Linked DNA regions of Mus musculus: regions 2, 3, 4, 5 and 6 are each linked to region 1. A link is a loop called in an ENCODE intact Hi-C map of the cell type or tissue named here. Cell type or tissue: left cerebral cortex. All regions are shown on one strand. Links, peaks and the distances in the headings refer to the core of each region. The heading gives the core; the rest is flanking DNA. Region 1 overlaps Gm30008 (a long non-coding RNA gene). Region 2 overlaps Zfp395 (zinc finger protein 395). Region 3 overlaps Fzd3 (frizzled class receptor 3). Region 4 has its middle 29 kb from the start of Gm41178. Region 5 overlaps Fzd3 (frizzled class receptor 3). Region 6 overlaps Elp3 (elongator acetyltransferase complex subunit 3).

Evidence for each region. A loop is a pair of places that touch in the nucleus more often than their neighbours do. Peaks named below come from ENCODE experiments on the same cell type or tissue, not always from the same donor. Only the 100,000 strongest peaks of a DNase experiment are listed, where the experiment ranks them.
Region 2: it touches region 1 in a loop (7-fold over the local background); 25 of 42 quality-filtered maps call a loop at or near these places.
Region 3: it touches region 1 in a loop (3-fold over the local background); 25 of 42 quality-filtered maps call a loop at or near these places.
Region 4: it touches region 1 in a loop (4-fold over the local background); 15 of 42 quality-filtered maps call a loop at or near these places.
Region 5: it touches region 1 in a loop (3-fold over the local background); 16 of 42 quality-filtered maps call a loop at or near these places.
Region 6: a loop joins it to region 1, with 5 times the contacts of the local background. A loop is called at or near these places in 15 of 42 quality-filtered maps.

The regions. Positions count from the first base shown.
Region 1 is chr14:65,167,591-65,172,975 of GRCm38, reverse strand. Gm30008 (a long non-coding RNA gene) reads left to right here. Exons shown (of 3, transcript XR_874722.3): 2 at 573-835; 3 at 1,671-1,697. It overlaps Gm41177 (predicted gene, 41177), which reads right to left and starts at 659. Exons shown (of 3, transcript NR_166862.1): 1 at 542-659. In left cerebral cortex, for the core only: a CTCF peak has its summit at 2,801 (motif pointing left); a DNase peak (open chromatin) is centred at 2,803; H3K4me3 peaks cover 575 bases.
Region 2 is chr14:65,378,649-65,384,033 of GRCm38, reverse strand. All of the region lies in intron 1 of Zfp395 (zinc finger protein 395), which reads right to left. Among named protein-coding and RNA genes, the nearest start is that of Zfp395, 23 kb to the right of the region's middle. In left cerebral cortex, for the core only: a CTCF peak has its summit at 2,240 (motif pointing right); a DNase peak (open chromatin) is centred at 2,306; H3K27ac peaks cover 555 bases.
Region 3 is chr14:65,252,831-65,258,215 of GRCm38, reverse strand. Fzd3 (frizzled class receptor 3) reads left to right here. Exons shown (of 7, transcript NM_021458.2): 2 at 4,753-5,272. The coding sequence starts at 5,084. Among named protein-coding and RNA genes, the nearest start is that of Fzd3, 6.9 kb to the left of the region's middle. In left cerebral cortex, for the core only: a CTCF peak has its summit at 2,723 (motif pointing right); no DNase peak of the experiment used is centred there.
Region 4 is chr14:65,325,428-65,330,812 of GRCm38, reverse strand. No RefSeq gene overlaps it. Among named protein-coding and RNA genes, the nearest start is that of Gm41178, 29 kb to the right of the region's middle. In left cerebral cortex, for the core only: CTCF peaks have their summits at 1,235 and 2,674 (motif pointing left); DNase peaks (open chromatin) are centred at 2,679 and 4,302; H3K4me3 peaks cover 482 bases.
Region 5 is chr14:65,246,350-65,251,734 of GRCm38, reverse strand. All of the region lies in intron 2 of Fzd3 (frizzled class receptor 3), which reads left to right. Among named protein-coding and RNA genes, the nearest start is that of Fzd3, 13 kb to the left of the region's middle. In left cerebral cortex, for the core only: a CTCF peak has its summit at 2,463 (motif pointing right); no DNase peak of the experiment used is centred there.
Region 6 is chr14:65,571,239-65,575,238 of GRCm38, reverse strand. All of the region lies in intron 7 of Elp3 (elongator acetyltransferase complex subunit 3), which reads left to right. Among named protein-coding and RNA genes, the nearest start is that of Elp3, 20 kb to the left of the region's middle. In left cerebral cortex, for the core only: CTCF peaks have their summits at 1,638 (motif pointing right) and 3,775; DNase peaks (open chromatin) are centred at 2,062, 2,638, 2,845, 3,796 and 2 more places; H3K27ac peaks cover 902 bases.

The DNA of each region.
Region 1 (5,385 bases), core at 754-4,753:
TAATGAGATCTGATGCCTTCTTCTGGAGTGTCTGAAGACAGTGTACTTATATATAATGAATAAATAAATCTTTAAAAAATAAACAAGCAATGGGCCAGATTTAGCTCTAGGACTGAAGAGAGAGAGAGAGAGAGAGAGAGAGAGAGAGAGAGAGAGAGAGAGAGAGAGAGAGAGAGACCAGTCCACCAACAGATGATAGCACTGGGCCTTGTAGGTCAAAAGAAAATAGAACTAAAGAAACACCTGTCTTGAGTCTCAGAGAAACATTCCTTCATTCCTTTCACTAAAACAGGGTTTCCCATTTTACCTGCCTAAAATTCTCCTGGAGTGGAGGCGTTAGAGAAAAGCAGGTTGGAGACTCTCGGTTCAGGTACTCTGAAGTACTGGGTTAGAAACTGGGTTTCTAAATGTGCACGAGTCTGCTGCTGCCGGTGGCCCAAAGATCACCCTTCGACAAGCACCATATGGTCTTAAGTTTTCCAGGCAACAAATGAGCCCTGCTTTGCAGCAGGACAGATAAGCAGGTGCCGAGGAAACTTACCAGGTTCATTTTCTTGTCTTCTTTGTTCCAGAAACCCTCAGAGGGCATCAGCTTGCCTGTACATGGTGGGCGAGCAGAAAGTATGCAGGCACCTGCAGCCCGCTCGTGGGTGGAGCCTGCTAATGAGCAACTCTGCTGACTGACTGGAGGGGAGGTGCTCATTCCAGGCCTCTGGCCAGGAGCCTTCTCTTCTGGGCTTGTCAGAGAGCCAGTGCCACAGGCTTCAGGTTCACCTCAATGGAAAACAGCATCCGAGCCACAGCCCAGGCCGCCCATCTCTCTGAAAAGGCTCAGGTCAGTTGGAGGGAAGCTTGTCATTTGGCCCAGAACTTTCACACTTGAACTGTTCCTTTCTGCTTAGTCAGTCACCCCTGCCCAGCCCACCTTGATCTCCTGAATGTGGACATTGTCTGTTCTAAGTCATCCAAAGCGGGGCCTCTGTTCTCTGAGGAACCCTGTCCCCCACCTCTAGATTCTTAAGAAACATAACCCCTAAGAAAACAACATCGGTTTAAGAAACCTTAGGAGCCCTGATTCCTGTAAAGGGGCCAGCCTAATCCAGAAACTCCATTCCTTACATGAGCCTGGCTTCGGACCCAACCGCATCCTTTGCTTATAGCTCTTTATCTCACACAAAAACCCTCAGGTGAACCCCGGAGTCATGTTTATTCTGTTAAAGAGCTAAAGTCGGGAGACTTAGGCGGGAAATGTATTGAAGTTGAAAGAGTGCTGGCCTTGCATATAAAGAAGCCCCACCCACAGCTCCACACACAGCATGTGGGAGGTAGAAACAAGAGAATCCCAGCTCATTCTTGGCTGGCAATGAGTTCAAGTCCAGCCTAGGCTTCCTGAGACCTCTCTCATAACCAAACAAACACAGTGGAATTCAACATTGAGATGCTTTCCTGGGCAGCCAGCTCTCACTCCCAGGGAAGGGAGGAGACTGGCTGAGGTCCTGCTCTGGGTGAGAGCTACCCTCCCACAATGCAGAGATGTTCTTTCCATTTCTGCAGCATACAAGCTCTGTCCTGATGGCGGTCCCTCCTGTTGTCACTCTGTGAACGGGGTCTACTGCCTTCTGAACAACTCCTGAGACAACAGTATATTCATTTAAAATGTCCATTTTCAGCTGGGCAGTGGTGGCACACACCTTTAAATCCCAGCACTTGAGAGGCAGAGACAGGCGGATTTCTAAGTTCGAGACCAGCCTACAGAGTAAGTTCCAGAACAGCCAGGACTACACAGAGAAACCCTGTCTCCAAAAACAAAACAGCAACAATACAACAACAACAATAATAATAAATAAAAACGTCCATTTCCATCTATTGAGTCTCTTCGTTGTACAAAGAAAACCAAGGGCTTTGCTAGCCTAGGCCAGGGGAGTACGCCGGGTGGACTGCCAAGAGAGCAGGCATCTATCTATACATACAGTTCTAGCCAATAAGTATGTGTGATGAGAGAGGGGACAGGCTAGAGCAATGGAAAGGCACGGAGAGACTTTCCCTGTCTTCTGCCTGTCTTCTGTTTAGCTCAGGATTGCGCTTAGATGAACCTTGGTGGTGGGGGGCGGTTTGGAGACTGCTGTGCCCCTTCTCTGCTGCTTGCTGTCTGCCTTTGTGGTTCTTTCAGTTGTCTCTCCACCTCAAGCCTCATTGTCTCCTCCCACTTGCTTTGTTGTGCTGTTTGGATTGGTGGCGCAGAGCCCACCAATATAGAAACACATCTATTGTGTGGGTGAAGACCCACCGCTTCTCAGATCCCTGTGGGGGCTGTGATGTGGAATAGGTGGCGGGCCATTGCTCTTGACTTTGCCCGCCTTTGGTTGGGTTCTGAGCCTGCTACAGCGCTCTCCTTCTCTCCCTTTCTGTTCTTCCACACCTTTGCTTCTCAAAACTCCCGTCTTTGGCTTTCTGCCCCATGCTCTACCCACTCTTCTCTGTGGCCAATTAGTCACAATGTGAAACCGAATATTAATAACCGTTACATGTTGATGCGGATTCAGTAAATAACACTTCTAATTTTCAAGGCGGGTTAGTTGGATTCGTGATATGAGGAAATTTGCGCGCGCGCGCGCACACACACACACAAATACTCATAGCTAAACGATGAGACTGTTATTGCATTGTGTGCTATCCCTAAAGAATTCTCGTGATGGGGAGCCATACTTCTTGTCTCTGACAAATGTACTTGTTCCCTCTCCTGCCGTAAGTGGTAATGGCCCAAAGGCTGGTCTAGTTAAGCATCTGGAGCATCAGCGCCCCCTTGTGTCACATCTTTATATTGCATGCTGGTCGGATGCGGGAGAAAGGCAAGGATTGGGAGTCCAGGGAACAGATTCAGCAGGTTGCTGGGCCTTGTAGGTCAAAAGAAAATAGAACTAGAGAAACACCTGTCTTGAGTCTCAGAGAAACATTCCTTCATTCCTTTCACTAAAACAGGGTTTCCCATTTTACCTGCCTAAAATTCTCCTGGAGTGGAGGCGTTAGAGAAAAGCATGTTGGAGACTCTTGGTTCAGGTACTCTGAAGTGAGAACTGGGTTTCTAAATGTGCACGAGTCTGCTGCTGCCCGTGGCCCGAAGATCACCCTTCACCAGGCACCATGTGTTCTTAAGGTGGCTGCTTAGACAACAAGGAAGGACTCACGGGGGTCCTGTGAGCAATACGAAGCTCTTCATGATTCGCCCCAGCAACTGCACAAGCTGACCTTTGGTGCTCTGGAGCACGGATTTCAACCCCTACCTTCTCTGGTGTTTTGTGGTATTAATATTCCAGTGTGCTGAGTTACCTTTCGGTGTCAAGCCTCTTGGCATGTACTGGCATAATGCTACTATTGTGGTATTTAGAAAATCTGTTAAATTGTTCTTAGAGGGCTGGACACCACTTTAAATTTCAAATGGACAAAGGGTGCAGGGAGTCTCGTCTCACAATTCTGAGATGCTTGACAAGAGAGAGGATGAGTACTGATAAGGATGTCTTGGAGGAGGGTTGGCAGTGCTGCGACTGGCTGTGACTGTTGGACTCTCCACCATGACAACAGTGGAGAAGATGTCGGGGATGCAGCCCAGTGTAGACCACTTGCCTAGCACAGATGTCAGCAACGTCACTGTTGTGATAGAATTGCGGCTTTGTGTCCGGACAGACCACACCAGGGCAATGCAGTTCCATGTGAGAGAGGTTTATTGTGTGTGTGTGTGGGGGGGGGGGGTTGTTCACAGGTAAATGTGGGAGTTAAACCAGATGGACGCTGGGAATGTATGGTGATTGCCATGACAACAGATGTGTGGGTCCCTGTTGCCTATGGGTGACATCACCATCATTGCTGGATTCGGAAGCGACCTGCAATTCCTGATACTAACAACCACACTGCCTAGGCAAGGAAGCACAAAGAAGGTTCAAGCAAAGCCATCAGCTTTAAAGTGGATCCAGAAGATGTTCAGAGGGGATTTCCCATTTTCCCACCATCCCCACAGAATTAGAAAAGGCCTTCTCAGCACCTCGATGGTTTTAAGTGTTTATGATTTTTAATGTCAAGTGCATTAAACTTATATTTCACTGTTGAAGTTAATACATGCAGAAGTTTCCGGCGTTAATGTCGTCTTCTAAGTAGTATCTCAGATGCTCACGTGATCCTCATGAGGCTATGATTATTAGCTCTGGGATGGTCCATCTTGATAGGACTGAGAGGAACCTAGCAGATTAGCAAGCATACTTTGGAGGGTCTGTGAGGGTCTTCCCGGGAAGATTAACTTAGGAGGCGCTTGCTCTGAATGGGGGTCACACCATCAATAGGCTGAGGACCTACATGGAATAAAGGGTAACAGGGAGGAACTCCTGCAACCGTAAAGCCAATTCTCTCTCTCTCTCTCTCTCTCTCTCTCTCTCTCTCTCTCCCTCTCTCTTTCTCTCTCTCCCTCCCTCCCTCCCTCCCTCCCTCCCTCCCTCCCTCCCTCCCTCCCTCCCTCCCTCTCTCCCTCTCTCCCCTTCCTCTCCTCCCTCTCCCTCTCCCATCTCTCTCCTTCCTTAAGTACCCAATTTTTGCCGGGCACACGTTCCCTGCTGTGAAGCTCTGACCTCACAGCCGGCCCAAATACAACTGTCAAGTACATGCGGGCCAGGATAAATGCTTCCTATTGGTCCGTTGTTCTCCCGTGCGTGGGTCGCAGCAACGAAAAGTCTGACGAAGAAGGTCTCCATTTCACAGATGGGAAAATAGAGGAGAGTCGGTATGTTTTCCAAGGTTATATACTCTCACTTAGTTACTTTCTTATTAGTGTAATAAAGTACCCGCAAAGGCACCAGAAGGAAGGAAGGAAGGAAGTTAGGAAAGTAAGTTTATTTTGGCTTTCTGCTTGAGGGTATAGTTCGTCATGGCAGGAGAGTCAAGGCATTGGGAGTGTGAAGTGGCTGCTCACACCACATCCACAGTCAGGAAGCAGAGAGATGAATATGGGTGCTCAGCCCACTTTTCACTTTATATCCAGTCTAAGACTCCAATGCACAGGATGGCAGAGCCCACCTACGGGGTGCGGGTTTCTGCTTGATGAAGCCTTGCAAGCAATGACGTCATGGAAACACCTAGGAATATCATGTTCGCAGTGAAGACTAACCATCACACAGCCAGCATTATTTACTCTGTGCAATCTGGGTTCGGAATGTATTCTCTGAAACAGTGTGTGGCCCTGAACCTTCCCTAACTAAACTACCAACACTGCAGTATTACAAACAATAAAGTCTAAGGACTGTTCGTCAGCAACTCAAGGGACCTCTCAGGGAAGGAGGGGGGACGCTGTTTCCTGCATTATTTATACTTTTTCTTAAACATTCCTTTACTACCTTCCTTTTT
Region 2 (5,385 bases), core at 661-4,660, 210 kb before region 1:
TCTCTGCTGCCCCAGGACTGTCTGTTAAGCTGAATGTGCATAGGGCACATTCCAGGTGTGGTGAGGCTGGGCTGGGGTGGGCAATAAAGCCAACAGGGCTTTCGGGACCTGATTCCAGTTGCTGCTTCCCCAGCCCAGAACACCATCAGGCTAATTGTTCACAGACTAAATATCTCAAAAAGTATCCTAAAGGTGGGCAGTGGTGGTGCATGCCTTTAGTTCCTCAGTATTAGGGAGACAGAGGCAGGAGGATCTCTGAGATTAAGGCCAGCCTGGTGGTCTCCAGAGTGAGTTCCAGGACAGCCAATGTTACAAAGAGAAACTCTATCTTGGAAAACAACAACAACAACAACAACAACAACAAAAAGAGTATTCCAGCACATTCCTCCTCCTCCTCTCCTCCTCTTCCCTCTCCCCTCCTGCCACCCCCCTTCCTTCCCCAATTCATAACCAGAATGCTGTTCGGGCCATAGAGATAACTCAGTAGGTAAAGTCACTTCCCACCAAGCCTGACAACCCCATGACAAATCTGACTCCTGAAAGTTACTCTCTGACCTCCATACCCACACAAATAATCAACTGTGGCAAACGGCATCTCCTAGCCCTAAGTACCCTTTAAACACTTGTCAGCATCAAATGTCTTTGAGCTGTTCTATAAGCCTTTACTGTCTGCCCTAGTCCAAAAGTACCTCAGGGCTGATTTGTCTGGGTCCCATGTCACAGACTCAACCCTCCCCCATACCCCCCCTTCTTTCCCCAACTAGCCAAGCAAGTTCTACTAGCAACCAAGACGGAAAAGATAGCTATAAAAGAAGTGGAGAGAGTGTGAGCCAGAGGGGATGGGAACACCCAGAGAACAAGGCCCTGTAAATCAACAGGAGCAAAGCCCATACATAGTGTTTTCATGATGTCCCTGAATGTGCAAACAAGAGGCTCTCCGGTTGCTGTGTCTTCTCTTGGGCTCTTTTCCTTATGTTGGTTTGTCCTGTCCAACTTCCATGTGATAGCTCGTGTTTTATCTTACACTTTGGGGGGCCCCCGAGGTGGGGGGGAGGGGATGTATTTTGAAACAGGGTTTCTCTGTGTAGCCCTGGCTGTCCTAGAGCTTGCTTTGCAGACCAGGCTGGCCTTGAACTAGCAAAGATCTACCTGCCTCCCGAGAGATGGGGTTAAGGCCTGTGCCAGGCTTTGTCATGCTTTCTTAAATGGATAAACACACGATGAATGAAAAGCTAGCCACCTGGGTAAAGGTGGTCAATAGAACTGATCCTTGCGCCTGCGGGAGAGGGACATCAATCTTCCCCGAAGGAATGGCACTGGGTGTGTCAACCCCTCCAGGGCAGGCCTCACGTCCAGGAGTAGCAACATAACTGCACGAGGCTTTTTTGCTACTTTTTGTTGTTGTTGCTGTTGTTGAAGTTTTGTGTTTTTTCTTTCTGTTGGGTGTTGCTTTATTTTGTCTTCTTGGTGTTGGGTGGGTGGGGGGTGTTGTTGTGTTGGATTTTTGTTTGTTTTTGTTTGCTTTGAGAAAGAACTTAAAATTGGATAGGGAGGGGAGGGGAGAAGATCTGGATGGACTGGATGGACTGAAGAATATGATCGAAACATTTCAATTCGATCTGTTCAAATCTGTTTTAAATTTTAAAAATATAATAAAAAAGAAAAAGCAAAACAATAACAGCAAAAGGATAATAAGAAAGAGGCAGCCAGGCGATGGTGGAGCACTCCTTTGAGCCCAGCTCTCTGCAGGCAGAGGCAGACGGATCTCTGCGTTCAAGGCCTGCCTGGTCTGAGTTCCAGGACAGCCAGGGCTACACAGAAAGCCAGTCTCAAAAAGAACAAAAGAATGAATTAACAAATGGAGTGGTGGGAAGGGGGAAGGGAAGGGAGGGGAAGGGAGGGGAGGGAGGGGAGAAAGGAAAAGCCAGTTCTCTGCTCAAAGTCTGTAATCTGATATACTGGCAGCTTGATCAGGAGTCCCCAAGAAACAAAGCAAGAATATGGCATGCAGAATCTCCAAGTTAGGTGGCTGGTGCCTTCACACTCTGAGAACTTTGTGACTACAAATTAAAAATAAAAGGTGCCCCAGATAAATGGCTTTTAAACTGCAGCCACCGGTCAGGCTGTGTGACCCAGTGTAGAGTGTCCCTGGTGTAAGAGAGGCCCTAGGTTCAAGAACAGGCACAGGAAAAAAAGGAGCACAGAGCAAAAGAAAGCTAACGTGTAATGTCACTGACTGACAACAGGTGGCAGTACTAATACAGAGAAACCAGCAGTCCTTTGCTTGCCCTCCCTTCCCCCAAAAGAAACCCAGGAGCTTTGCTGAGCCGGAAGTTTGGGGTTTCTAGTACTGAAAATGAAGCCGGCGGTGTTTCCAAACCTTGGTTCCCAGTCTTCAGAAAGAACCTGAGATGTTTGGGCAACAAACTCTGACGCTGTTTTTGGAAGCCTGTCTTCTTTTTAAAGAATGCTCTTCTGTTGGTTGGTAAGCCTGTACCTTCCAGAAGCCAGAGAGATCTGCGCAAATAGGCAACTCTGCTCCTGGCCTGCTTCCACAGGCTGGCTACTTTCTCCAAAAATCCACTCAAAAACACACATTATGCTTTCAGGATTCAGAAGTAATGGGGCAATAATGACAGAAGTTGGCCGGAAAGATGGGTAGAGGAGCAAAGTCACACCTATTTTGGAAGTGCTAGCTGGTCAATTGGCATGGCGGGTCTCACCCTGCCTCCTAGTATGCACGCACCCTCCAGCTGGCCTCTTTCAGGACCCTCTTCCCCCACCAGGAAGCTTTCTTGAGAAATACTCATGGTTCCAGAACCAGCCAGCCTTCTAATTTGCCACGTGACTCTTTTCTGTGGCAGCAGAGAAAATTAGGAAACCTGTATTGTAAAGTAACGAGGACTGGATTTCAGCATGTAGCTAAACGCTGCCTTTCCGGTTTTACGTTCTCCACTTACAGATCCCTTGATGGGTCATAAACTCATAAAGTGGTCTCAGAACGTCCTAAGGGGCATCTGGAGTCCCAAATGCTGTCCATAGGAAAGGGATCGCTTATGTGCTTTGGTCAACGACCAGCCTCAGCAAACGCATCCTGATGTGCTAATGGCCTTTAATGCAGACATCTGCTCTCCGTTACCTAACTGAACCTGACAGAACAGTAAAACAAACTCGATGGTCCAGAATCACAAACTGCCATTCATCACATGATGGCTACTGGACAACGGCCTCTCTCTCTCTCTCTCTCTCTCTCTCTCTCTCTCTCTCTCTCTTTCTCTCAGCACACGTCTGCAAGTGCACAGAGCTGCATCTGACGGCTGTGCCTCTCACCACCCAGGGGCATTGCGGCATGCCATGACATCACCCAGCAGCACTTCCAGGACACAGGTCAGAAGCCAGCGGCTTATTACACAACGCATGGGACTTGTGTCAGAGTTGAGGAGGTGAGGTTTACAGCGAGGTTTCTAACTGCAAAAGCCCTGACGTTCACCAAGTTGATGATGAGGGTTGAAATGAAGACAAGAGGCTCCTATTAAACCCCTGTTTTCGTGTCTTTACAGAGATCTCACACCCAGCGCATACACAGTAGCCTGAGTTTTTAGTACTTAATATCCTGGGTACCGTCCTCATCTTTTACTGGAGAACTACCAGGTTTCTTTTTTTTTTTTTCCTTTAAATCTTTAATGTTTTAACTTGAATTTCTTTTCAATGTTATTTTCTAAATTCAACCAGAAGACAGAAGTTTGTCAGGAAACCGTGTCTCCTGTTTCCAGCAGATCTCCACCAGCATCTCTTTCCACACATGACTAGCAAGTATCTCGGCTGATAGGTGCAGTGTACACCTGTGTGTTGACAGTGATTATGAGCAAATACATTCATATAACCATTGTGGTTCACAGGCCGCCATTTGCACTTTGTCACATCCCATCCCCATTAGCTGGTGGTTCTCAGCCTTTGAGGGAAAAACAAAACAAAACAAAAAACCAACAGCAACAAAACTTAACCTACTTGGGTTTTTTTCTCCCCAGAGACAGGAGAAAACCCCACCTGGTTTAAGTTAGAAACCCCAGTAAGGGGGCTGGAAAAAGGACTTAGCAGTTCATAGAATGAACTGTCTTACAGAAGACTCAAGTTTGATTCCCAGCACCTATGTCACTCATGGGAGCTCTGACGGCATTGTTCTGCTCTCTCTTTGGACAACTGCACTCACGTGCACACACCCAGTCACACACACACATAATTAGAAATAAAAATAAATCAAGAAGAAGAAGACGACGACGATGACGACAACGAAATCCCAGTGAGGGTTAACCCAAAGCCTCTGATCTCAGCCATCCATCCAGCTCTTTGGTGTGTGTGCACATTCTGGGGACATGTGTGGGTAGGAGGGCAACCTCAGGCGTCTGTCCTCACCACCCACCCGTGTACCCTAGGCTAGGGACGCTCACCCTGCTGCTCTTTCACTCTATCTTGTTGTAGAAGCTGGGGGAACAGATTTGAGCTACCACACTGTTTCACTGAGTTGGAGGGACTTGGGCACAGCTCTTCGTACCTGTACAGAGAGCGCTTCCTAGCTATCTCCCCAACTCCTATAGAATGGGAGCATATACATTTAAGAGTTTCATACCATACTCTTGAGATGCACAGCACTGCACATCTATTAGCGGTCTACTTGGTATTTCTAAATCCACTGGCCTCAGGCTGGTGAGTGAGTGACAACCTGCGTCTGACACACTTGGTAGAAAGAAAGAAAGAACTAAGTCCTGCAAACTGTTGACCTAGATACATGTACTGTGACATGCACACCCACACCCAAAACTTAAATAAATAACATAGAATTTTTAAAATTGCAAATCAGCTGTCCAGATAGTAAAGTTTGAATTCTTGGGGCATTCTAACTATTGTATTTTTCTAAAGGTTTAAAAAAAAAAGTGACATTTAAATAAAAATCAGCCAATCAAGAATCAGGGCTGGACCCCTCTCCACAACATCCGGTAATGGAGCATGGGGCCTCTTACTGTTGTGAGTAACAGATGTAACAGGATCATGGAAGGGAAGAATAATGATCTCAAGTAACAGAGCCATTTTCATACTCCAGCGATGGGCCAGAGCAGCAGGTCATCCGATCCGGTTTCCAGCAAATAACAAATGAATCTGATCAGCAAATATGCCCGTGGGTCTCATGGCCCAGCTGGCATTCAACGGGGTGACAGAGGCGGTTCAGTGCTGCTGAGGGAAAGGAAGGAGTTCACAGCTCTCCCCAGCAACAGGCGCCCCGCCCCGCCCCGCACCGCCCCATTCCGCCCCTCCTCCCAGTTCTCACAGAAACACAGCACCCTTTGTTCCTAACTGTCCTGCTGGCTTGACTCTCTAGAACAAGACAGT
Region 3 (5,385 bases), core at 555-4,554, 85 kb before region 1:
CATTAATTTTAAAGACCTTTTTCTCATCAAAATGGACAATAATTGGAAAATACCAGATTCCCGATGATCTACATTCATAAAACTAAAAACGTATACATTTCTAGTATTTCCCATGCCCCACCTAGTATAGGAACTCAAACCATGGCTTCACACACACTCTAGGAAAGCACTTTAACGTCAAGCTGTGTCTCTAGCCCCAATCAAGAATGTTACCAAGCACTAACAATCGATTTTCCAAATATTTGATATTGTGCTGTGGAGAGGTGAAAGTGCCTCTTAACTCACAGAGCATGAACTGTCATAGCATTCATTTTTTTCTTGGACTCTGGTGCCCAGAACTGCCTACTCCTTCTGTTAGCTCAATGGGCTTCTTTATTCTGTTGGAATCCTACAGATTCTTGCCAAAAAAGAAAAAAAAAAGTATAATAAAATATTGCCTCCAACAACCTTAACCTTTATTTTATTTAATGGGTTGCTATATTTTATCTTTTTGAGTCAGAATTACCTGTTTCTTGCTTTTCCACCTAAGTTGTTTGGATCTGGCTTTCTTAGCCAGCCTGAGAAGACAGCCTTTCAACATTTCACTCATCTTTAGATTAGAGCTTTTCCATGGATGAGCCTACCTTGAGGAAAAAATGGCACCTTCTCCTGATTCTGATTAGAACCAGATGTTTCAGGGACTCTAGTGATGGTTACTCACTAAATACACAAATGAGCCTGATCCATGGTACATACATAAAAAAGATGCCCTGTGTAGAAGGTGCATGTGTCTAATTCCAGCTTCAGAGACAGGTGGATTGTTGAGACTGGCTCACCAGACAGCCTAGCTGGCCCTTGGTAAGTGACTTGGTCATCTCAGCAAAACAATGTGGATGCTTCTGAGAAAGACACCTGAGCCTACACCTTACCTCCAAATGCTCCTGTGTATAGGTAATTCACCGTTCAAAAGTGATATGGAGTGTGTGCAGGATGCTTTAAAGCACACACACCATTTTTGGGCTGATAGATAACATGAATTTTTCAGTGTTAGAAAAGTCAAGTTTTGCCAGGTGTTGTGTGCATGCCTTTAATCCCAGCACTCAGGAGGCAGAAGCAGGAGGATCTCTGAGAATTTGAGGCCAACCTGATCTACAAAGCAAGTTCCAGGACAGCCAAGGCTGTTGTTACACAGAGAAGCACTGTCTGGAAAAATCAGACATCATCACCACCAACGTGTTTGTGCGTGTGTGTGTGTGTGTGTGTGTGTGTGTGTGTCTGTGAGACAACATGTGTGTGATGCATGTGGAGATCAGAGGATAACTTTGGTGAGTTACCTCTGCCCTGTGGCTTCTGGGGCTTGAACTGTCAGCCAGCTCCAGTGGCAAGTGCTTTTACCTGATGAACTGGCTGGCTGGCCTGAAAAATCTATTTGAGTTCTACTAAATTATCACTCCTCTGATTATTTTACTACCTGCAGTAATATACGTAGCATATCCCTTGGCTTGTTGCTTTAATTACCAGTCCATAAACTGTTCAACTAGCATTTATTCTTGTCCTCCACTGAGCACACATTTGTAGATTTGAAGTTACGTCCTCTATGTACAAAGTAATATAAAGTCAGGTCTTTCATAAAATTCCATAAGGCACTTATATTATTTTTAAATAATTGAAATGCCCTTCCTCTTTTAAAGATGGTTATAATTTGTAGCCCAAACTATTCTCCATTTGTCATCTTTCTGCTGAGTTCTGGGATTATAGGCATGTACCATGACATCAGGCTGAAATAGCTGGGGTTTTTGCATATATGCTTTTCTGACAGAAGTTAGTTATAGATGCATACTGTTTCTTAACTCCCTTAAGAAACATCTTTGTATTGGGTTGTATGTGGTGACTTATAATCCCAGTCTTTGGGAAGCACAGGCAGGTGGATCTCTGTGAGTTCAAGTCTGGCTAGGGCCAAATAGTGAGATCTTATCTTAAAGAAACAAGTGTGCATTTGTGTGTGTGGTGTGTATTTAAGTGTGTAAATGTAAGAGTACTCATGAATGGCACATGCATGGCAGTTAAGACACCTTTGGATACCAGTGTTTGCCTTCCATCAGAAGACTGGAACAGTCTTGCTTACTGCTGTATATGCCAGGCTGGTTGGCTCTCCGGCCTCCGGGGATTCTCCTGTATGCGCTCCCCTCCTGTCGCGTGCTGGGATTAGGGATGTGTGTTATTGTATCCGGCTTTATCAGGGTTCTGGAAGTTGAACTCAGGGCTTCATGCTTAACACCACAGTGCTTTACCTACTGAGCATTTTTCCAACCCTGTTTTTTTTTTTTTTTTTTTTTTTTTTTTTTTTTTTTTTCTTATCATATGTTATGTGAATAAATACAATCCATGTGCATCTTTTGGAAGGGAGGAGCAGTGTTAGGGATTGGACACAGGTCTTTGTGGTGTTGAGTACACAGGACCACTGTGGTGTGCTCTTAATCATGTTCGCCTTTTTAGTATCTATAGAATAGTTCATCATGTGTTGTACCACCTTAGCTAAACTACTATTGGTAATTTTTTTGGTTAATTTCAGGGTTTTTTTTTTAGTTATAAATTACTTATGCTAATATTTCAGTTGTATGCCACATGCACTTGTATCCTTCAGGAATAAATTTTGAATAGGTTTGCTGGATCAAGTTGTGCCCATTTGAAATCTTTGGTATAGAAAGTCATTAAAAATTATTTACCATGTGCCTGCAGTCCCTGAAGAAGCCAGAAGAGGGCATTGAATCCCCTGGAGTTACAGATGTTTGTGAGCCACCTGCAGCTCAGGAATTGGACAGAGGTTCTCTGGATGAACATTACGTGTGTTTTTTTTTTTTAACCACTGAGCCATCTCTTTAGCCTGATAAGTAGTCATTAAAAAAAAAAAGTATCAACTAGTTTAGATTCTTATCTCAAGTATTTTGAAATGCTGAATATAATTTCTTCCCTACAATCCATGTTATACTTCATTCTGTCATTGTTGTTTTTGTATATTGGATTAGCAGAAGAATTCTGTTTGCCCTTTTTATTTGAAGTTTTTTACTAGTGAAGTTAAATATCACGTCGTGCTTTTATTGGCCATGTATGCATTTCTTTTGTTCTTTGATACTTTTTCTAATATTCTTTTTTAACTATATGTTCTATATGTATGAATTGCCTGCATGATGTCTATGCACCATGTGCATATCTGGGGCCCTCAGAAGAGGGCATTGGATTCCCTGGAGCTGGGGTTATGGACAGTTGTGAACTCCCATGTGGGTGCTGGAAACCAAACCTGAATCCTCTGCAAGAGCAACAAGGGCTCTTAAGCCCTTAGCTAGCTATCTCTTTAGCCCTACTAGTTATTTTTATATCCATTTACTTCTTAATTTCTTGTAGGTTATTATATATAAATGTACTTTTTCTTTTACTTGTTCTGTTTTAGCATAGCATTTCTCAAGACCTGACTTACAGGACATTTGTAACTAGGACCATCTTTAGGAGTAATTCCTTAGGCAGTGTCTCTCTCTTCAGGGGAGTTATGCAGATTAGAGGAAGTTACCACTAACTTGGAATCATTCCTAGCCCTACTCTGGCTTGTCTACATAACTAGGCCTTGTGGTGACCGTTTGTTGGTCATGTGTTTGAGATTCCAGGAGAATAAATATGGCATTACATTTTTGTGTTATCTAAAATGATGCCGCATTGGTAAAACTGGCTGGTAATACTTTTAGAACCTTCTATTCGTTAGTTCAGTATTGGTTGATAGAGGTGGCCTTTTCAACTGCAATTCAGTACCCCAACACCTAATGCAGAATGCTACTTTTTTCGATACATTATCTCATAATTTACTTGTAGATTCTCATGTTCAAGAAGTGATGTGTAAATAATTTTCAGGAAAGAAAAATATGGGTTAAGTGACAGTATTCACAATGTAGCATTAATAAGCTTTAATCTTATTCCAGACCTTTTACAGCTGCTTTCTATCAAGTCAGTTAATAAAAAAATGTACTGCCAACGACCAAAACATGTCAAATAAATTTGAAATTCCATAATCTATTTACAACAAGTATTATTTAAACACGGTTTGGGACAATGGAAAAGGCATTTGAAATGGATCAATTATAACTTGTGACAGAATTCTCTGCCATGTGTTATGTATGTAACTTAGAATATAAAAATATACCAGGCGTGGTGGCGCACGCCTTTAATCCCAGCAATTGGGAGGTAGAGCAGGCAGATTTCTGAGTTCGAGGTCAGCCTGGTCTACAAAGTGAGTTCCAGGACAGCCAGGGCTACACAGAGAAAACCTGTCTCAAAAAAACAAAACAAACAAACAAGCAAAAAGAATATAAAAATATAATTATTAGGGCTGGAGAGATGGCTCAGCAGTTAAGAGCAATGGCTGCTCTTCTAGAGGTCCTGAGTTCAATTCCCAGCAACCACATGGTGGCTCACAACCATCTGTAATGGGATCAGATGCCCTCTTCTAGTGTGTCTGAAGATAGCTACAGTGTACTCATATACATTAAATAAACAAATATTTAAATATATATAATTATAAATATTAAGTATTTAAGGACTATTTTTAGTGTGTGTGAATATATACATATACATATATATCACCTACGATAAAAAAGAAAACTGTTACTTTGTGAATACCCTTGTGTTTTCTATTTTAAATCAGTATGATGTCTCATCACTTATTTTAATGTTAAGTTTGCAGTATTTTGAGAAGTGATTAACTTTCCAATTTTCAATATTTTTCAGCTATTTCAACAAGAAAGAAGCCACTCTCCTCCTAAGATGGAATCTGTGATTTGGGAATGCGGTTGATGGAGTTGCTATGCTGGCCAGATGTGCCCAATGTAATAAAATGAAAAGAAGATACAAGATGATGTCATCTTCCCATATTGTGAAACCAAAAACAAATGCCCTTTGTGAGACCAGGTTACCAGTTCTTTGACAGTACAGGGAGTTTTTAAACTGAGGAGCCTAACAGATAAGGGGTACTTTCAAGCTGAGACCTGCAGGCATATACTGATCTAAAACGCATCTTGTGTAGATCTGATCATCCGAGCCTCATTCTGATCCAGGAAGAATGGCTGTGAGCTGGATTGTCTTTGATCTTTGGCTCTTGACTGTGTTTCTGGGGCAGATAGGTGGGCACAGTTTGTTTTCTTGTGAACCTATAACCTTGAGGATGTGCCAAGATTTGCCTTACAATACTACCTTCATGCCTAATCTTCTGAACCATTATGACCAACAGACTGCAGCTTTAGCAATGGAGGTAAGACACTGCAGAAAGCCACCTGGACTTCCAGCATGACTCGCCTCGTGTGTTTGAGAGAAACAATGGGAGAATAGTGCTGTTTTAAACGTTATCTTGCACATATGAAAATG
Region 4 (5,385 bases), core at 814-4,813, 160 kb before region 1:
AAGAAATGGTGGTGTAAACACTGTGACACTTCAGTCTCAAAGAAGGAAGCCTGGGTCTAACCACAAAGAAATACTGAACAACTCCGAACTGAAGATAGCCTGCAAAACCAAGAAATCAAGGCTGTGAACACAGAGGTAACTGGAGGAACTGCTCGAGATTGACACAGATGATAACAGAGTCAACCTGTGACCTCTACAGAGAGCTTTACTGAGACCATAGGCAACTCTTGAAAGGTATGACTAGAGTCACAGCACCCGGGGAGCAGAGGCAGGAAGAACAGGAGCTCGAGGGCCACCTCAGGGATGTATCAGGCCAGACTAGGCTTAGGGACAAGCAAGCAAACAACAGCAATAAAACAAAACAAAACAAAACAAAACAAAAACAAAACCACAAATCAAACAAACAAACAAAAATGCTGAATAGGCTCAGGGGCTGGAGAGATGGCTCAGTGGTTAAGTGCACTGACTGCCCTTGCATAGGACCTGTGTTTGGTTCCCAGCACCCACACAACAGCTCACCAACATTTGCAAATCCAGTTTCAGAGGATCCGGTGCCATCTTCTGGCCCTTGTGGGCACAGCACCCATGTGGTGCACATGCCAAACACTCATACACATAAAATTAAAACAAATCCTTCAAAAAAACTTTTCACCATCACAAACTCTCTTCCTCAACAGCTTTTCCTCTAGCTCATGTCAGTAAAGAACAGTGCCCCGGTCACCCAAGCTTAAACACCCAAGGGTGGGCTTTCATGCTTCTCTGGCCCCACTCACTCCTGCCCTTGAATCCTGGTTTTGTAAAATCTCTCTCATAAAGCCCACTTCTCTTTCTCTCTTTCTCTCTTTTTCTCTTTCTCTCTTTCTTTCTTTCTTTCTTTCTTTCTTTCTTTCTTTCTTTCTTTCTTTCTTTCTTTCTTTCTTTCTTATTTATTCATTTATTAGATTTTTTCTTTATATACATTTCAAATGCTATCCCGAAAGTTCCCTATACCCTCCCTCCGCCCTGCTCCCCTACTCACTGATTCCCGCTTCTTGGCCCTGGCATTCCCCTGTATTGGGGCATATAAAGTTTGCAACACCAGGGGGCCTCTCTTCCCAGTGATGGCCAACTAGGCCATCTTCTGCTACATATGCAGCTAGAGACACGAGCTCTGGGGGTACTGGTTAGTTCATATTGTTGTTCCACCTATAGGGTTGCAGACCCCTTCAGCTCCTTGGGTGCATTCTCTAGCTTCTCCACTGGAGGCCCTGTGTTCTATCTTATAGACTGTGAGCATCTACTTCTGTATTTGCCAGGCATTGGCATAGCCTCATACAAGACAGCTATAACAGGGTCCCTTCAGCAAAATCTTTCTGGCATTGTGCAATAGTGTCTGGGTATATATCCACTTTTCTAATTAAACCTCTAAACTTTTAAAAAAGGGATTCAGCCTAGCTCATATAATTGCTTGTAGGAGGGTCTATAAAAGGAAAGTGTACACGTTGTGTAGATACAAGGTCTGATTACTGCATTTCCAGCTCAGATTACAGCTATTCACCACTGTGATCTCCTAGTTAGTGTTCTCAGCACCCACCATCAACCTGTCCTGTATCCAGTTACCAGAGTCATCTGTTTAAAAGCTCTCGCTCATCCTTTGGGGACCTTAACTTCCCGTGGTCCATGCCCGGACTTAATCTGTGATCGAGGCGGTCTGTCCTCATATCAAATGATTACAAATTGTGTCCTCATTTCCCAGAAAAAGGAAAAGTTAGAGGATCAAACTTGCTGGGTTTGAAAATGACCCTCCCCCTTCTTGTTTTTCCCCCAGTAGTGAGCGTCCACCCTGGGATCTGCTAGCATTCTTGGACTATAACACAGATGAGCCAACAGCACATCAATAGTAAATATTTGGTGATAGCAGATGAGGCTTGGTTTCCTTCTGGGCATGTGTTAGCAGTTGTGATTTTTGTAATTCATGTCAATTATATGGTCAGTTTCCTTCTTGAAAAGTATTCCTGCTTTTTTGTTTGTTTCTTTTTAAAGATGAAATGAAACATATCGAAATCTCATCAGGAACGAATTACAGGAAACACATGCCAAATGAACACCAGAACCAAGTATCCAGGGCTTCACCAACTCATCCCTACCTCCACTCCCCCTGACTTCAGAGTTATTCAATCCCTGTTCGTGTTTGCTGATGGCAGGGGGTTGTTTGCGTTTGCTGGGATACAGGCTTACTATGTAGCCCTTGCTGGTCTGGAACTCTTTATATAGACCATGCTGGACTTATTAAAAATATAAATGCTGGGCTGGAGAGATGGCTCAGTGGTTAAGAGCACTGACTGCTCTTCCAGAGGTCTTGAGTTCAATTCCCAGCAACCATATGGTGGCTCACAACCATCTGTAATGGGATCCTATGTCTTCTTCTGGTGTGATTGAAGATGGAGCACTCATATACATAAATTAATTAAACTTTAAAAAAAAATCCTAGCACTAAAAAAGTAATTTAAGTGAAACAAAAGACTTGAAGTGAATTAATGAGCGTTTCTCGAAGGTGTACACGTACACCCAGAACTCTGAAAAAGCTGGTGAACCGTGCTCAAAGCAAATGAGTGACAAACTTTGGAAGACCCAGGAGATCAGGACGGGAGCTGCTGTCTAGACTTAGAAAAGAGGGGAAGTAGCGCCCTCTAGCGTCCATTCTCTGCTGGAGCCCGGGACTAACGAAGCCAGCTGAGAAATGCGAATTTCTTAACATTCTGATGACAGCATTACTGTCAAACACCAGTCATGTGCCTGCTTAATAAAAGAAATATGGAAACATGTGGAGAATCTGGGATCCTGTGAAGAATTCCATCCTAGAGGGTGGGTAGTTGAGATTTATGACTACAACTGAAGATGGACAGAGAGAAATGGGAGGAAGACCACAAACAGAAGAATCAAAACTGGAAAGGACAGACATCAAAATTCACGTGGGAATGGAAACGTGTGTGGTTTAAACATTTGAGACGACACTGGGCTTTATCTGAAGGCTCCAGTTTCATCTTTTTTTTTTTTTTTTATGTCTCTTTAAGAGATTCTGGGCATAGCGTGGTGGCGCACACCTTTAATCCCAACACTTGGGAGGCAGAGACAGGCGAATTTCTGAGTTCGAGGCCAGCCTGGTCTACAAAGTGAGTTCCAGGACAGCCAGTGCTATACAGAGAAACCCTGTCTCGAAAAACAAAAAAAAAACAAAAACAAAAACAAAACAAACCAAAAAAAACCAAAAAACACAAAACCCAACAACAACAAAAGAATTAGAAAAGAGAAAAAAGAAAAAAAGAAAAAATTTAAAATATAAAAAAGAAAAGGAAGAAATTATCTGATAATCCGAAATTTATTTATTTATTTGTTTGTTTTGAGACGGTCTCACTAAGTAACTCTGACTGTCCTAGAATTCACTATGTAGGCCAGGCTGGTAGAGATCTCATGCTGGGACTAAAGGTGTATGCCACTATGCCCAGCTAATTCCAGTTCTTGACAGCAGTCTTCAGCCGCTCTCTGAAAGCCCATGGGAACACCAGATCTAATCCTTCCCACTCCCTGCCACCTTCTCTGCCCTCTAGGCTGTGGGGAGAAATGGGAGGATTTCCAGGCCAAATACTGAATGAGGAGGCCGTGTCCACTCAGGAAGAGTGGCTATGGAGCAACTGTGAGGTGGGAAGAGGTGTTCTTTGGAGTCAAACTCTCAGTCATGACCCAGGCCTGCTGTTAGACAGTCATTGCTTGGGCTTGCTACTCCATCCTAAATTCCGCAACGGTAAGATAAAGGTGCCAGGTCCTCCCTCTGCCCCTCCTTCCTTTCTCCCCCCCCCCCCCCCACTAAGGGTCTTGTGGAAACCAAACCAGAGTAGGCAAGGGCTTCTGAAACCTACAGTTTAACACAGCCTCTCTCTCTCTCTCCTCCTCCTCACCCTCCAGAGGAGCCTCCTGACTACCCCGCAGTTCTCACCCCCTCCCCTTGTCCCTGGGACGTCCAATACACTTGCACACCCAGCAAGATCACCGTCAAACCAACAGCAGCTGCAGGGGAAGGAACGGTTTGTTTGCATTCCAGGGCAGGGTGGTGTGGGAAGGCCTTTCTGAACCACCCTCATTACTTCCCCATTGTTTTCCAAGTGCTGATGCCAGGCACCCGAGAGTCTCTCTCGCCAACCTTCTCTGTATCTCCAAGTCCTGCTGTCGCTTTGAGTCTATATCCTTCTAGCTCCCCGGTCTCGCTCCACCTCTCTGGAGACTCTGTGATGGGCGGTTCTTTGCACATCCCCTCTTTCCAGTTACCCAGGCACCAGAGCCCTCTAAATGCAAGTCTCCTCAGATCGCTTTCCTATCTCACAGTCCCGGATCAACTGTTCAGTACCTAGGGCGAAGCCTTGACTTCCTGGCAGGGCTCAGATTCCTGTTCGGGCTCTTGACTGACTTTCCGGCTCTCTCCCCAACCTCATGGCAGCTCAGACGGGTTTCTATAGAAACCATCAGCTCTCGTGGGCCATCCAAGTCTCCAGAACAACTCATGGCGACTGAGGGGCTTCCTGGAGATGCTCCTTGTTTTCAGCCTTCTCTTCTTTCCTCTTTCCTCTTTCCCTTCCTCTCTTCTTCCTCATCTTCCCCTCCCCCCTTTCCTCCATCTCCTCCTTATGCTCGCTCCGTCTTTCTATCACCCTCCATCCCTCTCCTTCCTCCCCCTTTTCTTTTCTTTTCTTTTCTTTCCTTTCCTTTCCTTTCCTTTCCCTTTCTTTCCCTTTCTTTTCTTTTCTTTTCTTTTCTTTTCTTTTCTTTTCTTTTCTTTTCTCTTCTCTTCTCTTTTCTTTCTTTCTTTCTTTTTTTTTTTTTTTGGTTTTTTGAGACAGGGTTTCTCTGTGTAGCCCTGGCTGTCCTGGAACTCATTCTGTAGACCAGGCTGGCCTCGAACTCAGAAATCTGCCTGCCTCTGCCTCCCAAGTGCTGGGACTAAAGGCGTGTGCCACCACGCCCAGCTCCCCCTTTTCTTCTTACCCTTCTCCTCCCCTCGGCTTTGGCCTTGCTGAGGATTATATCCAGGGCCTTGCACTTGCTTGCACGGAGCTAGCGACCCAAGCCCCTGAAGCCAAGTCAGTCCTGGGCACACCAGGATAACTGACTCTCTGGCTTCTCCCCGGGTCTCTGGCTATTTCACTGGGTCGTTTCTCTCTCTCTCCCCCTTGTACATCCCACACCACCTTCATGGACTCATCCTAGGCTTTCTGCTGGAACAGCCATCCCCATCTGTAGCTCCTCCCAGACTGCTTCGTCAGTCCTCTCTTTCAGCTCTGCTCGAGGTACCCTGTTCAAGCCCATGTGTTGCAACAGCTGCCCTCTCCTCTCCTCAGCTTCTCAGGTTCCTTA
Region 5 (5,385 bases), core at 857-4,856, 79 kb before region 1:
AGAGAAACCCTGTCTCGAAAAACAAACAAACAAACAAACAAACAAACAAAAAACCAATAAAATAAGGTTAGTAATAGTTATACAAAATTTCATAGTACAAAATTACAATATGCCTATAGAGTATTTAGTACACACTAAATACTCTCTAAGTGATGGTTTTTGCTATTTATTTACGTAAGACAATATCTCACTATATAGTGCTGGCTGGCATGGAGATCTGCCTTTGCCTCCTGAGCCCTGGGATTAAAGACGTATGCCACCACACCCTGACTACCTATATTCTAATATTAGCATGACCATGTAATATAATTTGGATAATGCCTTATATTTTTATCAGTCTGACAGTGTTTCAGAGCCTACATTTGGGATTCTTCACTTTACAGTAAAACACATATTCACTTCTTCAAAGTCTTATATAAATCTGGTGAAATTTGTAGAAAGATCATTATTCATAGTATTTCAAAGTATAGCAGGCATGTTAAATTATCCAAATACTTAATGATGCTGTAGAGATTGAACAAAACATTTTCTGCTCTTCCTATGACTATAAAAGGTCTAACTAATAAAGAGAAATATTTGTCCTTGACCATCAGACTGGGATAAGAAAGGGGTATTATCTGATGGCCATAAGTTGGCTCCTGCATGATAGTTGTAGTAGTCTTTACTATGTGCTGAAGATTGAATTAGAAACACTCACATCTAGTACCACTGCCAAGTTGTAATTTCCTTGGAAACAAATGATAAGGATGCCTGTACTAACAACTCAGGTTCTGCTTAGACTCTGTCATGCTTAGGTATAAGACTTTGGACAATCTGCCATCATTCCTACATCTTGTTTTCATAACTTAGGCAACAAAAGTGAAAAAACTTAGACATGCTTGTGAGGATTAAATGGGAGATTTGTGAGTAGCTGTAAAATGCATGGTGTACAAATTTGAATTCTGGTCCTGATCCTGTCTCTAACTTGTCAGAGTTGCCAGTAAGGGGTGGACTTGCATCATTACTCTGGGTTCATGGGACATTCAGAATGATGGCATGATAGGCTTTCTCTGCCTTCTCAAATATGCCCAAGTCACCCATATAGTTTATTTTCATCAGGTCTGCCTCTTTGAATTTGATAGCCTAGAAAGAGTCCATAAGTGGGAAGTAGTTTCTAAGAGAAGGCTTCAAAGATTTGACGAAACCCTGAAGAAGTTGCTTATTTCATGGCTGTCGTAGCAGGGTGGGGTTGCCACTGATAGAATCGTCGGATACAGTTTGAGAGAGTGAGTTTCAGGCACTGTTTCCCTAGTGCTGAGGATCAAACCAGCACTGTGTTGTTGTTTTGGGTGTGGGAGTGATTTTTTGAGACAGAGTTTCTAACTCTGTGGCTGAACCAGGGTCTTAAACTGCTAGAAAAATGTTTTATCAAACCATTTAATGTTTTGAGGAGCTGCTGAACTGCTTTCTGCAGTGGCTGCAGTTTCATTCAGGTTCCTGGTAACACACGGATTCCTAATTTCTCTTCTTGCTCGTGAGCACGTGCTTGCACCACCACCTCCTCCTCCTCTTCCTCCTCCTCTTCCTCCTCCTCCTCTTCTCCTCCTCTTCTCCTTCTCCTTCTCCCTCTCTTCCTCCTCCTCCTCCTCCTCCTCCTCCTCCTTCTCCTTCTCCTCCTCCTTCTTATAATTTTTTATTAGATATTTTCTTCATTTACATTTCAAATGCTATCCTGAAACTCCCCTATACCCTCCCTCCACCCTGCTCCCCAACCCACCCACTCCCGCTTCCTGGCCCTGGCATTCCCCTGTCCTGGGGCATATTAATCTTTTCAAGACCAAGGGCCTCCCCTCCCAATGATGACTGACTAGGCTATCTTCTGCTACATAGCAGCTAGAGTCAAGAGCTCCGGGGTACTGGTTAGTTCATATTGTTGCTCCTCCTATAGGGTTGCAGACCCCTTTAGCTCCTTGGGTACTTTCTCTGGCTCCTCCATTGGGGGCCCTGTATTCCATCCAATAGATGACTGTGAGCATCCACTTCTGTATTTGCCAAGCACTGACATAGCCTCACAAGAGACAGCTATTATCAGGGTCCTGTCAACAAAAATCTTGCTGGCATATGCAATAGTGTCTGGGTTTGGTGACTGATTATGGGATGGATCCCCGGGTGGGGCCTTTCTTCTTACTCTTAAAAAAAAAAAAAACTATAATAGCTGCACTATTTCAATGGCTATGATGTCTTTGATTTTTACAGCTACTTTGGGTTGGATAATTACCATTTCTTCAGTCAATACTTACTGATGACACTGGGGATTTTTTCTATCCTTTGCTCTTAAAAGTGCCACATGTGTGTTTTCATACTTTTGCTGATACAGTTTTGAAATGAAATTCAGATATTCAAAGAAAATGTTTTCATTGATAGTTTCTTAAAAATTTATGTATTACGTATACACTGCCTGCATGTGTGCTTGCAAGTCAGAAGAGGGCACCAGATCTCATTATAGACCGCTATGAGCCACCATGTGATTGCTGGGAATTGAACTCAGGACCTTTGGAAGAGCAGTCAGTGCTCTTAACCTCTGAGGCATCTCTCCAGCCCCAAACCAAGTCAGTTGGTGGTGACACACACTTTCCTTTTCTTTATTTATTTTTTGGTTTTTCAAGACAAGGTTTCTCTGTACAGCCCTGGCTCTCCTGGAACTCACTGTGTAGACCAGGCTGGCCTCGAACTCAGAGGCTGCCTCTGCCTCCCAAGTGCTGGGATTAAAGGCATGCACCACCACTGCCCGGCTCATTGATAGTTTTAAACTCTCGATAGAAGTTGTATAGTAAGGTTTTTTTTTTGTCCCTGGTAGCAATGCATGAGAGACTGTTTCTCCTTATTAGTAGAATCTGTTCTCTGTCTCTGTATTAGACTGTCACTGACAGAAACCTACAGGAATAAGCATAAAGGTTTATTTTGGCTCGCAGTTTACGACTTCCACTGCATTGTGAGGGATGGTGTAGCAGAGTGGCTCAGTTCATAGTAGATGTTTGTAGTCCTGCTGCTCGCATTGCAGTGGACCCACAAGCAGAGAGAATACTTGAGCCAGCAGCTGAGCTTAACCCTCAAATGGACACTCGAGTAAACCTGCTTCTATCAGGTCCCCACCTCCTAAACCTTCTGTTCAAAACAGGAGCCTCTGGGGCCATGCAGATTCAAGCCATAGTATTCAGAAGAAGTACTACCACTCCCGTAGCTGGAAAATAGCATCTCGTTGATCTTTAGCACTTCCTTTACAGAGACAGGAATTGCATCATATACAAAAGTAGTTAAGTAAAGATTAATTACACTGTAATGAAGAGGGAAGAGGAAGAAGTTTGGAGGTCCGGTAATTCAAGCTCAAGTTTCATTACTTATAATCAGGGTAGCTGGGAAAGTGTCTTACACAACCATTGTTAGATTATATTGGTTACAAAGATCAAACAAAATATGAAAATTACTTTTTTAAGTAGCAGTGCCAATCCTTGCCCAGATCCAATTTGAAGCATCATAGACATTTATACATGGCTTTTACTTTAACAGTTCAGAAGCCATTCAGCACATTCGTAGTTCCTTGACCATATCAAGTCATGGTAAACACCACATTTGCCTGGAAGGCTCTGCCAATATCTGGGTGATATCTTACTTTTTTTTTCAAGGCCTGGCTTGGGTCTGATTTTGATTTCCTTGTGGAACCTAGGAAGACCAAAGTTTGTGCCCTTACCTCCATACTTAGCAGTGTGCTTTGTTTACTCCTGGTGTGTGTGGTTTTGTTGTTGTTGTTACAATATTTATTTTTTGTTCCACTCCTGGAATTTGTCCTTACCTTTGTATTCCTAGGACTTAACCCAGAGCCTCACATACAGTATTTACAAATAAGTAAATGTTTGAATTAAACTGTAAGTTCCTTAGGATTGATAATTATGTCTCATTGCTATACCTAAATCTTGCTTTCCTGGGGTTGAAAATAGTTTGGTGGGATAGTGATACTGATCACAGTTCCAAAGTTACCACTGCCAATGAACACTAGTGTGATACTTCTCTGTCTGTCTGTCTGTCTGTCTTTTCTTTTTTTGGTTGTTGTTGAAAGTGATTGGAAGCTTTCAATGTATGTGTTTGCATTTTATAAATAATGTAACTAATAAAAGATTGAAGCAACATAGCTTTCCTTTCTCTAAGATCTTGTTTTGCTTCTGCTTAAGTGTACCTCTGCTTGTCCAAATCCTGTTGTTCTTGACCTGTTCTTAAGATGAAGGAAAAAGTACACAGAGTGTGTGGCTTAACCAAAACATCTGTGACCCTGTGCTGGTTAGTTCTGTCAATGTGATGCAAGCTATAGTCATCTGAGTGGAGAGAGCCTCGATTGAGAAAATGCTGGCCTGCAGGTGTGCCTGTAGAACATTTTCTTAATTAGTGATTGATGGGGGAGGGCCCAGCCCATTGTGGATGGTGCCACCCCTGGCTGTCTATAAAAAGCAGGCTGACCAAGCCATAGCAAATAAGCCAATAAGCAGTACTCCTCCATGGCCTCTATCTCAGGTCCTGTGTCCAGGTTCCTGCCCTGTTTGGGCTCCTGTCCTGACTTCCTCCAATGAACAGTGATGAGGATGGAGGCTTAAGCCAAATAACCCTTTCTTTCCCAAGTTGCTTTGGCCATGGTGTTTGATCACAGCAATAGTAACCCTAACTAGGGCAGGCTAATATAAGAACCTTCTAAATTAAAAAGCAGAAAACTCGTACATACAGATAGTGGAGAATTATTTGCAGTTATTTCTGGTTTTGGGAACAAAAATAACAGCTTTTGAAATTTTGAATGTACCCCAATGAAACAATACCGATCCATATTTGTGGATAGGCTTTTTAAGGAAGAAAAATTCTTTTCTTTAAGCTCATATATTTAACTGCTAGAATACACCATATTTACTTTTTTTTTTTTAGGTTAAATATTTTTTTTTTTTTTTGAGACGGAGTTTCTCTGGCTGACCTAGAGCAAGATCTATAGAGCAGGCTGGCCTCAAACTCAGAGATCTACTTGCTTCTACCTCCAGAGTGCTAGGATTATAGGTTAATGTTTATGGGAAGATATTTTTTCTAAGCAAACAGTGTAGTGAAATGACCCATTTTATTATCTGTATTTAATTTTGCAGTGCTGGATAGCAAACCTAAGGCCTTGTGTATGGACTTACATCCCCTTCCCTAACAGATACGGCTTTAGAAGCCAGTTTTGTGACTAGGGTAAACCAAACAGAATTAAGAAGCTTCTAAATTAAAACACACACACACACATGCACACAGAGTATTGTTCGCAGTTGTTTCTGATTTTAGGAATAAAAATAACAGCTTTTAGAAATTCTGAATTGGTTTTCTTATGACAAATTACAT
Region 6 (4,000 bases), core at 1-4,000, 400 kb before region 1:
TGTGTGTGTGTGTGTGTGTTGAAAGGCATCTAGTCTCTTTCTGACACCCTTAGCACTCAGACTTCGGCTTCTCTTTTTGTGACAGAGGAGGAGAATGTCATGCATCTGATTACAAGGTGGGTAAAATAGTGCCTCTGAGTCCTTTGTGTGGTGATAAGTAGGTCAGGTGTGGACTGAGGCTCAGGGCGGCTTTGTTACCTATAGCTAAAGCCTGAATAAACACTAGAATGGTCTTTGAGTGGTCAGTTTATATCATCAAAGGTGACCAGGAGTGACCTTGGTAGGGTTACCTCCTGCAATCGAGGTCATGCCTCTCTGTGTGTCTCTTCCCCGGTTGCTTTCCTTTGGGTCTGTGAATTGAAGACATTTCATAGATTTAAATAAATGTCAATAGCTTGAGGAGCAGCATAAAGGATTTATCTTCTGGAACGACGTGTGGTGAGCAAGTAGTTTTGTTTGACTGAGAAATGACAGGTAAATTTTCTGTTTCCGAGTCTAGACTTAAGGGTGTGTGACTTGTTCCCACAGGGACCTCAGTAACTAGAGGAGATGGCATCTATTTTTACTGTCCATTCAAACCCTGATCATTCATGAGTGTGAGTCATGCTTAGTAAAGCTCTGAAGTTTCCAAACTCAAGAGGAGAAATGATGGAACCCAGCTCACTCCTCTTCGTACTCTCGGGTCAAATTATATCTCAGATAAAGTATGATTCGGGGGAAGTAGCCATCATTGCAGCTCCAGCAACTCAGGGTTTCCAGATGACTTCCTTCACCCCTAAAAGCCCTAACAGTATTCTCTTCAATACCATTGACTCCCTTCCTCTTAAGAATGAGCCTGAGGTTGTCCTCTGGCTTCCTCACATATGTGTACACTCACCTGCACACACACACACACACACACACACACACACACACACGCACGGCATGCATGCACACAACATTGTAAATGTAGCTGGTTTATCCATGCCATGTGCCTGTAATCCCAGCCCTTCTGCTGTGGGCCAGGAGTGGTAATAGTCACATGGAAGCTCAAGGGCCAGCGAGCCTCGAGTGTGCGGCTCAGCAGCACGGATTGGAGGGCCATTGCCACAGCACAGTAGAAAGAGAACTGAAAGCTGTTTTGACTCCACACAAGAACCATAGCATGCACGTGTTCACACACAATAACAAATTTAAAAACAAGTGAAAGATTTTCAAATAATTTAGGTAAGGAAATCTTCCCAAGCTTGTGTACTTATAGACAGACCCCTTTTCTCAACACAGGTTTCATATGTCATACGTTGAAGGGGTGTGTGTGTTTATATATATGGAGTTCAGCTGTAGCTATCTTGAGCATACCTCCCCTGTAAGTTTGCTCTGAGCTTTTTTGTGTGTGGTTTGAGCCCTGGGCACCTATGGAGCAGACCAACTGAGCAGATGTAGAGTTTCTGGGATACAGTTTTCAGATTGTCATCAATTCAGATGTCAGCAGTCTAGCTTCAGTTCTGATGCTCCGTAGTATTTGACCATAAGTCATCTATTTTTGTTAGAACTCACTTGATTCGGATCACGATGTGTTTGTCCAAAAAAGTCCTTAAGGGAAGAAAGTGTCTTCTGCAGATGTCTAGCCAGGGCCAGCGTGGGCTTGTTTTTGTTCTTTGCCTCAAGAGGGCACTCTGCTTTTAGTTTAAAAAATGTTTCTCTGGCTTGAGACTTCATTGCAGCAAATCTTATGAATAGAAGTGCGAGCCAGCGCAACATGGGCTCAGTTGCAGCCCACTCGGCTGCTGTCCTGCTCTCTCCTGCTCTCTGTACTTTGTGAGGCAATATGAAAAATGCCGATTTGTGAGTTTTTGCTTGCTTTATTGAGGTAAATTCTTCATATGACTCCCTATAATAAAGTGTTCAGGGGAAATTTTATGTTATTTGAAGTAGTAGTTTCTGAACTAAACTAGGAACAAAATTATTTTCAAATGTTAGCATCGTTGTGAATTAAAGAGCAGCCCGGGAAAACTGGTTTTGGTCTGGTGTGTTCTTTTCAGAATGTGTAGGCAGCCTTCCTGTCTGTTATTTTGTGAAAAGATGTTTGGAAAAATAGATGTTTTCCAGAAGAGCCACCCTCCCTCTGATGGAAGCTGGTTCACTGCAGAGCCCTGGCAGGTGTCTCGTTCTTCCCACGCAGCTGTGGCGCTGACACTCATTTTCTCAGGACAATTGGATGTTTTTCAAAGGGCCATTTTAAACTAGGCTTACAGCTCCTTGAGGTGGCAGGTGAGCCACCAGTGTTGAAGGTTAAACATCCTTAGGGCCACACTTCAATGAGCTCAGCTGTCCCTCCTTGGTCTTCCTGTGTCTAACCCAAGTGATTAAAGGTTTGTTTTGTTCTTTTTACTTAAAAGTTTAGGACTAGATTTTAAACCAGCGTGAGCCTGGTTATTGTGGCCTGTTGATAGCAGGAAGTCTGTGAAATCATTGCAGGCAGAAAGTGAAGGAACACAAGCCTGCTCAAGGACAACGCAGGCCTGGCCACTGTGAAGGCTGGTGAATGAACCCAGTGCGGATCACTCAGCCCATCAGCTAGACTGAGCATTTTTGGGTCTCCAGAGAGTGCCAATTACTGATGACTGTCATCCCCTAAAAACTATCACTTTGGAGAAAGACCACAGTGGGACCTGAGTCACCCATTCACCAGAGTGCGACTGTTGCCAGATAACTCAGAGCAAGCTCCTAATGGAGTTTTATTCCTTTTTAATCAGCTCTGCCCAGAAGCAGTTTTGTATTCAGTGCTCCTTGGCTGTTTTCAAGAGGTGCAATTTAAAAGGGTAGTTACCCTTCAAGGAGGCATGAGTCACACCTTTCCCTGTGGAGTTTTAAACTCATTTCCGTTCCTTCCTTTTCCCCCGCCTCATCAGTGCCTTTAGATCCTCTATGTCCTTACACATCCTGGGAGAGCTAGGTTGCTAGGTAATGCTGGGTACCGAATGCCAAAGTTAATTCCATCAAAAAGAAAGCAAAGAGAAGCCATCAGAGGTCTGGAAGCAACTGGCAACTTCCATGGTCTTCCCCACATGCACTGCCATGCGATGTATAAACTGGCATTCAGCTTGGTGTTTTTTCCCTTGATTCGCTTGGACAGACCTGTGTAACAGAACACTGTTGAGATTCAGAACATGGGAAGTTGTAGTGTAGTTCCAACAACCAGGAGGCAGAAGCAGAAGGATCTCAGATGTGAGGCCAACCTGGGCTTCTTAGCAAGGCCGTGTGAAAGCAGATAAATAATGGAGAGGATTTCTGTCACCAGAGTTACTTTCTTTTCCTCCAGAAAATCCTCACTTTTGCTTCCCAGAATCAGCAATTCTGGTTTTTACGGGTTTTTTTCACCCACCATACATGGATTAAACCCGTTGTAGAACTTCACATACTGTTAATCATCTGGTCTCCTGTGGAGGGGTTCTTTCGCTGACTGTTGCTTGAGGTTCACCAGGGTTGTTAGGTGAGTCCATGGTTGCCCATTTTTAATGCTAAGCAGTATTCTGCTGGGTACACAGACCACAGTTGGGGTGGACCACAGTTTGTGTATCCATCCTTCTGCCTGTGGACATGGGCTGCTTGCAGCTTGTTAGTAATACAACTCCGACCATTTTGGTACAAGAATTTTTATGGTCAAATGTATGAATGCTCTTGGGTAGTAAGGAGAATTGCTAGGCTTGTTAGTGTTTCATGAGAAAGGCCAGCCATTTTTCTGGAATGGGTGTGCTGTTGGTACTCCTGGCACTCATGGGCGAGCGCTTGGTGGTGCTGCATCTCTACCAGTGCATGCTGCTGTCAGTCCTTTTAATTTTAGCCATTCTGGTGGGTGTGTAATGGCATCTATTGTGGGTTTAATTTGCATTTTCCTGATGACTAATGTCATTGAACACTGAGTGTATGCTTGCGCTGTCTGATTGTATTTCCTTTGTGAAGGGTTTAATCTTTTTCTGTTTTTGTTGTTGTTGTTGGGCTGTTACATGTCCTTGGTTTG